Regions from separate parts of the Homo sapiens genome. Here region 2 is linked to region 1. The links are chromatin loops, found by intact Hi-C in ENCODE. Cell type or tissue: gastrocnemius medialis. All regions are shown on one strand.

Evidence for each region. Peaks named below come from ENCODE experiments on the same cell type or tissue, not always from the same donor. Only the 100,000 strongest peaks of a DNase experiment are listed, where the experiment ranks them.
Region 2: a loop joins it to region 1, with 5 times the contacts of the local background. A loop is called at or near these places in 8 of 110 quality-filtered maps.

The regions. Positions count from the first base shown.
Region 1 is chr12:45,218,510-45,221,009 of GRCh38, reverse strand. All of the region lies in intron 1 of ANO6 (anoctamin 6), which reads right to left. Among named protein-coding and RNA genes, the nearest start is that of ANO6, 3.7 kb to the right of the region's middle. In gastrocnemius medialis, no CTCF peak of the experiment used is centred here; a DNase peak (open chromatin) is centred at 1,189; H3K4me3 peaks cover 1,514 bases; H3K27ac peaks cover 2,500 bases.
Region 2 is chr12:45,337,846-45,340,345 of GRCh38, reverse strand. All of the region lies in intron 3 of ANO6 (anoctamin 6), which reads right to left. Among named protein-coding and RNA genes, the nearest start is that of ANO6, 120 kb to the right of the region's middle. In gastrocnemius medialis, no CTCF peak of the experiment used is centred here; no DNase peak of the experiment used is centred here; H3K27ac peaks cover 2,500 bases.

The DNA.
Region 1 (2,500 bases):
CCACCGGCTACAAATTGAGGTTCTTGCAACACCCTCTTTGGGTTCCATTAATTTGCCAGGGCAGCGCACAGAATTTTTGGGTTCTTATGGAGGCTTTATTACATAGGCATGATTGATTAAATCATTAGCCACTGGTGATCAGCTTAACCTTCAGCCTGGCTCTTACCCCTCTTCAGGTTGGTAGATGGGGCTGGAAGTCCAAACCTTTAATCCTGCCTTGGTCTTTCCAGTGACCAGCCCCCATCAGGAAGCTACCTAGGGGCTGCCAGCCATCTGTCAACTTATTAGCATACAAAAAGACACTTACCACTTTGAAAATTCCAAAAGTTTTAGGAGTTGCATGCCAAGAAACTGGAAGAATGCCTTATATATTTCACAATATCACAGTCTGGTTCTAAGGAACTTTTCTCCTGGAAGACACAGGTATGTCTTACTCATTTTCAGTCTCCCAACACCTGACCCAGCACCTAATCCTGAAACTAGCACAGAAGGATTGCTCAATCAATGTTTATGAAGGAAGACTGGGGCTAGTATCAGATTTATAGGTGATTAAACCTGAAGTAGGTAATAAGGAAAGAGAGGTGGGTGTGGGAAGATAAGTCTATGTAAAAATGTGACAGTTGAAAAGGGAGCCAATAGCTGGATCATTATCTCTCAAAGGTAATGGACCATGTCCTCTGTCTACCCCTCAATGACATACATGACCATTAGTGATGGGGATCAGACAGTAAACTACCATAAACAGACTAGGAACTCAAAGCAACCAACCAACCATCCACAAACAAAACCTCATTATCTGAACAGTCTGAATAGTTCCTGATAGTCTTTTTTGGAACCACTTTTCCTCCTTCAGCAAAGCTTGACCACAGAGAACAGAATTGAAGAAACAAAATAAAGCAGCATACTAATCTGATTTCTGCATTCTGGCTACAAAAGCTGTTCCTATAGCATTCTACATGAACAAGAAGAGATGCTGAATTTAATCCGCTGATGAGGGGGCGAAAAGCAGCCAAGGACACTCTTTTGCACACTTGGCAGGGTAGCACACAACCTAACTCCCAGGGGCTTGCAACAATATGTGATCTCCACCAGCACAACAGGGGCTTCAAACCACACATTTCCCACTACTACTGCCTGGATGTGGCTTCAGTGGTTGGTTGTTGGCTCTGCTTTAGAAATAAGTGGCCTATTGCAAAAATGCTCTAATGCCAACAGGTTGCCACACAAGCACGCCTTTGGAAATAATTTCTGCTGGCTGTAACTTAAACAAACAAGGAAAAGACATCCATAGTGAGATGTACTATCCTTGATTCTCCAGATCAGTTCATTCTAAACTAGGAGGCAACACTGACATAAAGTACTGAACAGCCAGGCATGGTGGCTCACACCTGTAATCCCAGCACTTTGGGAAGCCGAGGTAGGATAATCACTTAAGCTCAGGAGTTTGAAACCAGTCTGGGCAACAGTGAGACCTTGTCTCTACCAAAAAAAAAAAAAAAAAAAAAATTGGCCAGGCATGGTGTCACAAGGCCTGTGGTCCCAGCTACTCAAGAGGCTAAGGTTGGAGAATTGCTTGAGCCTGGGAAGTCAAGGCTGCAGTGAGCTGTGACTGCGTCACTGCACTCCAGCCTGACAGAGGGAGACCCTGTCTCTAAATGAATAAATAAAAGTACAATAAAAATACAGTGTTTCAAAAGTAAGCAGGAACCCACTGTTTAAAAGGCTCTAAATTCCAGCTACTAGAGGGCACATTTCCATATACATACATAAAGCATCTCTATGATATAATCAGGGACCCCATCCAGTTAGAAAGTTTTTTTTTGGGGGGAGGGGGAGGTCTCTTGCAAATTAGGCCATTATAACGCCCAATGGTATACCCAGGAACTCGTGTCAAAATAATTCTAAGGCTGGGTACAGTGGCTCATGCCTGTAATCCCAGAGCTTTGGGAAGCAAAGGCAGCAGAATGGCTAGAGGCCAGGAGTTCAAGACTGCAGCGAACTATGATCTTGCCACTACACTCTAGCCTAGGTGACAGAGCAAGACCCTGTCTCTAAAAATAATTCTCCCAGTCTGAATTATAAAGGTAATATTAATAGAGGGATTTCACAGAAATCTTCCGTACCCAAGTGGGTTTCAAACTATTATACAACTACTGACAGTGACAATCAAGTACTAGGAGAAATATTAGTTAATAGCGTAAATACAGACGTGCATTGCAAAATTAAAGGCAGAGGTTAAAATTATCTTCATTTCACCAGTCTCCTCTCCCACAGTTGGAAATAATAATTATTTTGTAAAAGGCTTTGGACCACTATCAGCCTACTCCTGGTAATCTTTAAAAAGGCTTATTCTTTTGTAAAGGCATAAACTTAACATTGGCATAGTTAAGTATTTTCTGATATAAAATCACTACAACCCACATTAAATTTGTACTTCCAAAAAAACAACCAACTAGGTGGATATGGTGGTGCCTAAAGTCCCAGCTACTTGGGAGGCTTA
Region 2 (2,500 bases), 120 kb before region 1:
TGATTCTATTACTGATGGTGGAGAATGGTACTGGAGGTTCAAGGTGAAAAAGGACAAAAGCACCTGCCACACTCCAGAAACCAGTATCTTATTCATACCTCTTTTGAGAGGTTAATAAAGCTGTCAGGGAAATAAAGAATAAAGCAATCAAAATCACAAAGGACAGACTGGCATAATTAAGGAAGCTTTCTATCCCTACGCACCCTAGATTACACATTACACATTACACATCTCATTTGGCTTAGTAAAGTCATTGTTGTGAAGGACTTACTTGCGAATTACACAGTAATAGTACTGATTGTAAACACAAATATCTACCATTTTCTTTCTATTACCCACCTTTTTCAGTGTAAAAAGCAGGGACTGCAATGTCTAAGTAGTAAAATTAATGAATATACTATGATGATAAAGTAGAAACCAGTTGGGATTAATGAAATATATGAATAGATTGATTTCAAATATTCTTATAGCTTTGTTAGGCAAAGTATTGATGGTGCTGTCATTGTATTTTCAACTTGCCAATCTTTTTTTAACCTACAAAAACGCAAGAGAAATACATCATAGGTACTTAATTTGTGGAAAAAAAATTAGTCTAATTACTGTGCTATTTATTAGTTCTCCCGAAGGTTTGGTAAGCAGAATACATTATTTAATCAGAACTTAATTTAAATTCACGTGTTGGTGATAAAAACATTTAATGTTAGTGGACTGATCTGATGAGGAATTTACTCAACTGAGTAATGTATGTTCACTAGGGGACAAAAAACAGACGAGCATTTTAAATGATAAACATAGGATGGAGTGAATATTTAGCTGAAGTTCACTTCCAAATACGACTTTTAAATCAAATCACAAAAGAAATAAATGCTCATTCTGAGTAACACAGAAAACAAATTTTCAAAGAAGAAAAAATAAACACCCATAATTCACTGCCAAGATAACTATTCTATTAATTAAGTGTACAATAAAGTTTTTCAGTAAAGTGTTTTCCAAACTTATCTGCTTAAAGGAACAACTTTGGAGAGCTTATTTAAAATGTAGATTCTTGAACCTCTCCCCTGGAAGTACTGACTCAGCATGTATGGGATGGGGCCTGGACAATCTATTTTTAACAAGCAACCCAGGTGACTTCTCATAGGACAAGTTTAGTAAATCCTATTTTCTAGGACACACCTTTTTCTGTGCATATATGCATGTACAAGTGCACACAAGCAGCTATTCTTTTGTGATGATTTATCCCTGTCAAGCCTGTTTTATGAGAGAATTTGGTATAGCTGATTTTTGCCAATCCTGCTGTACCCCTTTACAGATGATCTTTTAAAAAGGTGACACATTTGCCCTGCTGGTACCAGGTAAATGACAGCCTCTTCATTCAACCTACAGCCAGACCTCAGGAGGAGCAATCAGAAAAAGGGTTTTCTCTTCTCCATGTCTTTGTGAACTCGTTGTTAATTCCCCCAGTAGGATAAAATAGAATAATCAGGTCTTGCTTTTCAGAATTTCATTGTCCTCTCTGTTTTTAAGGCTTCAGCCCAGAGATACTTCCCATTTTGGAAATAAGAAGCAAGAATTGGATTCATTGCTCTTGGTGGTAATACTCAAAAATAAAACCAAATGTGCTTATACCAGCAACGCATTTCATAGCTGTAATTTGAAACTGCTGATTCTAATTTAATTTATTCCTTTTTACCTACAATCTTAGCATAAACAAGTAGACTGTAAAGCAAGGGAAAAGATAAAAATATAAAGACCTCCCTGCTTTAGTCTAAAATATTTAGGAGCTAAAGATAGATCTGACTTCACTCCCTAAAACAAAAGACAGAACACCTGCCAAAAGTTAGCTGGGAAGTAAAACCACCCAACACTGGCTGCCATATCTCTTACTGAGCCTATCTTAACATGAGGCTCAAGTTTCCAATTCATGAACTACCTGTTGCAAATGTCATTCCCAGGCAAACTTTCCACGCTGTTCTGATTCCTCATAGTGCCCCTCACCTTCTGCTGTCCCTTTATTTCTTCAATTTGAAGAAGGTAAGCCAATTTTTAGTCTATGCAATCATGCCTTCCTCTTTATGAGGATTCATGAGACAAATTTTTCTCAGGAGGATCTTTCCTACCAGAACACTGTGTTGCTTTGGAACAACCAGTTTTGTTTTTATTGTGATGAAACTTTAAATTATGTTATTAATAAAATCCTCTTATATTCTTTGGCAACTAAGAAGTTGAGAGGCAAATTTGCAGCTGATCTCTAACTTCTGAACAAGAACTTATGGTTGATAATAAATCATTTTATTACTCTGACACATGGCTTCATTTTATTTTTCTGGCTTTTATATTTCTTTTACCCTGATTTAGTCTTTAATTACTTTCATTCTTGATATATTTCCATAGGTGACCTTAAATACTTTTTTTCCACTTCCCTCCTAACATTTATATTTATTTTAATTGATAAATAAAAATGTTATGTATAACATGTTTTAAAATATGCATATATAATGGA